Regions from separate parts of the Homo sapiens genome. Here region 1 is linked to region 2. A link is a contact called in ENCODE Hi-C or POLR2A ChIA-PET data. All regions are on one chromosome and are shown on one strand. Each heading gives the region's core, a stretch centred on a gene start or an enhancer-like site at or near the end of the contact. The rest is flanking DNA. Distances are from core to core; before and after follow the strand shown.

Region 1 (3,237 bases), core at 28-2,527, 49 kb after region 2:
AAGGCCTGCCTGAGTTCGTGTGGGTGGGGGCCAGTCTGTGTACCTGAATGATTCGGGCTGACAGTTTAAAGAGTTCCCACATTCACTCCCCTTCAGCCAGTGAGGCGCCCCCTGGGCGTCCTGCCTTCCAATCGCTATCACAACCAGAGGCAGGGCAAGTGAGGGCTCCGCTCAAGTGACAAACGGGCCCCCGAGATGAGCGTGGCAGCTCCCTCGTTCCTACAGCTGCTCTCAGGTTCCTGACAGTTTATGTCATTCAGTAAACGCTGTACACAGGCGTAAAATCCAAACAGACGACAGACACCCAGATCTGAGTGCCGCTCAGATCGCAGGCACTGCCAAACCAGGAAAGAGGTTTTGTGCGGAGTTTTCTTTTCCTAAGCGGGCCCATTACCTGCAAATCTCATAGCATGGAAACCTAGCAAGCTGGGAAATAAGGTGAGTAGTGAACAGGATGTGGATGCCTGTTGGGAAGAACACTCTGGCTCTCCTTGGGAGTGAGGAAGTCTCCAATGCTTCCTGACCCTCCTGGGCCTGTCTGCTTCAGAAATCGGGATCACGAGTGAGAAATGCATGTCAGAGGAGTACAAAGACTCCTCAAAGGGACCCAAGGAGGGTCTCCAGGGCCCTGATTTCCCTCTCCACTCCCTGAAGTGCGTCAGTCCTGACAGGTTCTGAGCAGCCTCTCCCAACAGATCTTAGCCCTCCTCAGAAGGCGGGTGGCACAGGAACGCATGAAGCACCAAGAGGAATCCTTCCTGAGACTTGAGGCCAGAGGCAATATCATTGGCAAATCTTAAACATGCACAACCATGAACCTTGAGGGCATCTTTGTCATTCAAACCTCAAGTTCAAATCCCAGCCCTCTCTTTCTAACTATAGCTGTGTGATCTTGGACAAGATATTTAACTTCTCTGCATTTCACTGTAATTTCTCTGTAAAATGAGAATAAACTAATGATATGGGCTGATTGTGAGATAATGCATAAAACAATGCTTAGAGTGCAGCAAAAAATAATAAATTGTGGTTATGATTAGATTTGTGTAACTGTGCTTAAGGGATGTGCAGGAACTCTCAGACTGGGTTTCAAAATAAGACTTGGGTTTAGGATTTCTCACTTCCAGAGATTTCACTGAGCCAACAGGAGCCTGGAGGTCACCACCCTGAGGTCCTAAGAGAAGAAGGGGCCCTGAGAAAGAGGCCAGGTCTCCTTACCTCACTCTGCAATTTGTGAGCTTTCTTGGCACAGCTCAGCCTCAGGTCTTCTGCCAAGGAAGTGTACTGGGGCAGTGGATGTTTGTAGTCCTGATTGCTGGCCAGGGTCTGAGCCTTCTTGGCATGCACCAGGGCGGCCATGTCCAACGGCAGATGGAACTGCGCCTTTGAGTGTTCAAAGCCTTTCTTGTAATTCACCTAGAGGGGCAGACAGAGCAACAGCAGCTATTTCAAAGCCACTATTTGCAACAGGACCATCAGGGAGGGCAACTGCAATGCAGTTGTCTGGAGGTAAGCCCAGGGGAAGTTCTTGGCAGGGCCAGTGCTCCTTTCTTGCAGAGACTGGCCTAATAACCAGGGCTTGTCTCTAGGCCCTGACACTTACCACCCCCAGCTCCTGGAGGTCATTGATCTGGATGAAGAAGGCCCATGGTTCCCTCATTTGAGGAACATACAAAAGTCCAAGGAACAGTAAATAATGTCAGTGATTCCCTTGCTCAAATCTTTAGATCTTTCTATTTTTCAGAGGCAAGAAGATGCATCGCTCCCTGCCCACCATATTTTTTCCCATCGCCCACTCAAGTTCAGACACGAGGGATTCTCCTCTCACACTAGCTTAGGAAGAGTTTCTTCAAAGCATTCAATGATTTTCCTAGCCAACGTGGGAGCCAGGAGCAGTGGGGAGGATGCTTGGAGAGTCAAGCCTCAGGGATAGGCATTCCCCAAAACCCAAAACACACCCTGGGAGAGGGAGGGGAAGACCCATTCCAGACCATAGATTCGACTATAGTCCTTGGAGGAGCTGTGTTTAAAGGTCTGGGAAACTCTGGGAATAATCAGATGCAGAATCACCACCTCTTCCTCATCCTCCTTTGTCCTTCCATTGTCTTTCATTGCTCTGGCCACCCCTCCCTGACCTCCTATCCCCACTTCCATTCATTCTGTCCTCACCCTAGCATAATGCCAAGGACAGTTCATATCCAACCTCATATTCTTAGGTCAGCAACTCAAGATGGAAAGGAAAAAAAAAAAGTTATGAATGGGGAAACTGGGGCAGAATACAAAATGGCAGAGAACACGTGAAGCTGTGGAAAGACCATGAGAGGTAGAGCTGGCTCCACGGCCTGGCTCTGCCCCTATGTAGCTGACCTTGGACAAGAGACTGAATCACTCAGAGTTTCTACTTCCCTATGAGAAAATAAGGAAGAATAACAAGATGGAGTTCCTAGAGATAGTCTGACAGTTAACTGAGACACTGTATATAAAAGCGTTTAGCCTCTGTAACATGCTGGATACAGATTTCATCACCAATGTTAGCCAACTCACATATGTGCAAGGAGACAGCACCTACACACATTTGCCAGCCTCCAGAGGGTCACAACCAACAATGACAGGGTCATTGCAAACTCAGACGCCTACAGGGGCCAGGCAGGTAGCATAAAGAAGTAAAGCAGGAAGTGAAGAGGAGGGTGGCTGCCTGGCCCACTGCATGGATCCCTTCTAAATGGAGCTGTTGGTCAGGAAGCCACTACAACCAACTGTAGCCTTAAGGAATCCAGGTCCAGCTTCTGGCCAGAAGCTTAACACTTTTATATAAAATTTTCCATTTTTAAAAATTTGCAATTAATCCACTCTGCAGACGAAATGAAAGACCCCTGGAGGCCAAATCCAGCCCAGGGTCAAATCCAGACCAGTGGCCCATGTCCACTGGTGAAAATTATAGAATGCCCAGCCCAGAAGGGAACTAAGGGGTCAACCAGTCCGGCACCTCATTTTTACAGAGGAGGAAGGTGTAGCCCAGAGGGGACAAGTGATTTAACAATGTCACGTAGCAAGTTAGCAACAGAACCAATACCCATGTCCAGAAGGACAAATGAGGTTAGGTTGCCATGCAGTGAGCGTTGTCAGGTGGGGGCCCTGCAGCCGCTGATGCCTCTCCCCCCACTTACATCACTCTGCAGTGAGGTCGCATACACTGAATGTGCAAGGCTGATATCATCTTCCAAGCTCCGGGAACCAAGC
Region 2 (2,853 bases), core at 351-2,850:
AGGGAGTTTAACATTGCTAAGGGCCTGCTCCTAACCTTGAAGTCAGTGTCCTGAGCCAGGGATCCATTGAGAAAGCCCAAGTGCGGAGTAGAATAAACAGTCGTTGGATCTAGAATGGTCTTGCTAAATATACTACAAAGCAGCTACCTTACCATGTGCAGAAGCAGCAGCGTCCACCCTTTAAGAGAAGACGGGTCAGCTGGGACCATGTGCTATTTTAGCCCTGTTGAAACTAGGAATGGATGTGGTGGGAGAAGTGGGCAGTGGCTTACGTGCCTTTTGATCTGAGTGAAGATGTTTGTTAAGATGTGTTTACCGCAGTAGGCTGGCCAAGGCTCAATCTGACTTTTGTACTTTCTCCAGCTGTCACTGGGGCCAAGTAGGCCCTCTCTGTGGCCTGCCAGGCCTAGGCCAGATTGGATAAGCTTTTTTTTTTTTTTTTTTTTTAAGACAGAGTCTCATTCTTTCACCCAAGCTGGAGTGCAGTGGCACGATCTCTGCTCACTGCAGCCTCCACTTCTCAGGTTCAAGCGATTCTTGTGCCTCAGCCACCCGAGTAGCTGGGACTACAGGCTCCTGCCCTCACGCCTGGCTAATTTTTGTATTTTTAGTAGAGATGGGGTTTTGCCATGTTGGCCAAGCTGGTCTCCAACTCCTGGCCTCAAGTGATCTGCCCACCTCGGCCTCCCAAAGTGTTGGGATTACAGGCGTAAGCCACTGCGCCCGGCCCACAGATAAGCCTTTTTATAAAGCATTCCAAGAACAGTGCCCCTGATTTTGAACCTAGCTCAACACCTGCCTCTCAAGGTTAATGAGCTTTTCTGTTTCTTTCTCCTCCATCCTTGCTTTATTACTGTGTACACGTGGCAGCTTCCTGGTCCCTCACAATGGTGACTAAGAGCAAGGACTCTGATGTGAGACTGACAGTCTCCTGTTCTGGCTCCAGCATTTCCTAGTTAAGTTATTTTAGACAACTTAATATCTGAAAACCTCAGTTTTGTCACCTCTAAATTGGATATAATCATAATACCTAAATTATGAAGTATTGTGTGCAACAAACAAGACAAAATGTCCGTAAAATATTTAACACAGTTGATGGCACATTGTCAGCTCTAAAGGAATGTGAACTGAGATAACAGTTTTCTCCCTAGTTATCTCTTCCTCCTACTCTTCCATCGATCTTTCTCTTTGAATGTGCAAGTCTCAGGAGTAAGGGTTCTTCTATCATTTTCTTGTCTCTGGGAGAAGAGATAATGGAATGATGGAATGAAAGGAGGCAAATACTGTGTCCACCCTTCCCACCTACCATCATCCAGGTTAGTTTCAGGGATCCGGATATAGGCATAAGTAATTGACTATCAGCCTGGACTTTCCCATACGGTCCCTAAATATCCAGCCAGGTGTTCGGACTACCAGTTTCCACATTGCACCACGGCCCCTCTCTGTGGGTGGACACTGTGAGTCACAAAATGAGTGACTTGCTTCAGATTCCGGCGACCCCCTGACAGGCAGCCCAAGCTGCACATCGGCTTCAGGCTCCCCGAGAGCCCAGCCCAGGAAGTCTCGGCTTTCTTTTTGTTTGGTTTCCCTCCGAGCGCCAGCTCCTAGGAAGGGCACGTCTGCCACCTGCTGGCTGTAGGCAGCATGGCACCCGGCTGTCCCTCAGGCTCCAGCTGGAGCCAGGATGCGCAATGCTGGCCCAGGTGCAGGTCCTGGAGGGCCCTTCCTTGCTGGACCCCGAGGAAGGATGTCCCTCAAAGTCTTCTGCCCACTTCTTAGGACATGGCCCACCCTGTTCGGCTCAAAGAGAAGAATTCGTAGGGAATCTCCAAAGGACTGGGTGGAGACAGGTCTAGACAGACAGGCCCTGCCCTGAGAAAGGCAAGGCAGGGAGCAAAGACCAGGACCAAGGCCCAGATGACTGGGGGTGATGAGGGCGAGATTGAAGAAGGGGTAACCTTTGTCCTTGAAGTCTTAGTGTATTAGTCCATTCTCATGCTGCTAATAAAGACATACCCAAGACTGGGTAATTTATAAAGAAAAAGAGGTTTAATAGACTCACAGTTCCACATGGCTGGGGAGGCCTCACAATCATGGCAGAAGGTGAAAGACACGTCTTACATGGTGGCAGGCAAAACAGTGTATGCAGGGGAACTGCGCATTATAAAACCATCAGATCTCCTGAGACTTAATCACTATCATGAGAACAGCACAGGAAAAACACACCCCCATGATTCAATTACCTCCCACATGGTCCCTCCTATGACACATGGGAATTATGGGAGCTACAATTCAAGATGAGATTTGGGTAGGGACACAGCCAAACCATATTAGGGTCCCCTCATGGCACCTCTCTGGCACTCAACCCCAGAGGTACCCATTTCTGGCAATCCTTCACCCTAAGCCCAGGAGCACCCCTAAGGCCTAAGCTGCCCTTCCTCTGCCAGGCCTCCCCACTGCCAACCCCCACCCTCAGCCCCAAACAGAACACCTGTCCCATCTCACTGCCTGCAGAAACAGGGTGTGGGGGAGGTGGTTAGCCAGGAAGTCATTAGACAGAGGCACAGTCCCCGATAACAAATGACCTCTCTTCCTTTTTTTGCATTCCTTTCCCCTCACCAACATGTTATTTTGTAATTTTTTAAACCTACAGAAAAGTGGGAAGAATAATGCAATGAATATTCTTCATCCAGATAGATGCCACAATTGTTAACATGTCGTTATGGTTGCTGTGTCTCTCATTCTCCTGTGTGTATAGTTGTTTTGTTTGTTTGTTTGCTGAATCATTTGCAAGTAAATTGTAGACATCACTCTACCTCACCACGCATCTCTCTCTTTTGTTTTTTTCTTAGA

Evidence for each region. Hi-C counts contacts between places; a loop is a spot of excess contacts on that map. ChIA-PET counts read pairs that join two places held with the same protein, here RNA polymerase II (POLR2A). Pooled maps may share reads with other maps.
Region 1: POLR2A ChIA-PET joins it to region 2 with 16 read pairs in Panc1. The contact joins two enhancer-like sites. A Hi-C loop is called at or near these places in 1 of 50 pooled maps. POLR2A ChIA-PET finds 5 or more read pairs at or near these places in 3 of 52 experiments (BJ, Caco-2 and Panc1).

The regions. Positions count from the first base shown.
Region 1 is chr10:113,611,019-113,614,255 of GRCh38, forward strand. It overlaps NRAP (nebulin related anchoring protein), which reads right to left. Exons shown (of 42, transcript NM_198060.4): 29 at 3,165-3,237; 30 at 1,216-1,413. Among named protein-coding and RNA genes, the nearest start is that of NRAP, 51 kb to the right of the region's middle. RefSeq lists a silencer at 1-286. Within about 2 kb of position 1,278, at least 5 of the 41 ENCODE cell types and tissues checked have a DNase peak (open chromatin) inside an H3K27ac peak, as active enhancers do.
Region 2 is chr10:113,562,016-113,564,868 of GRCh38, forward strand. The region is part of intron 1 of HABP2 (hyaluronan binding protein 2); the gene reads left to right. Among named protein-coding and RNA genes, the nearest start is that of HABP2, 10 kb to the left of the region's middle. Within about 2 kb of position 1,601, at least 4 of the 41 ENCODE cell types and tissues checked have a DNase peak (open chromatin) inside an H3K27ac peak, as active enhancers do.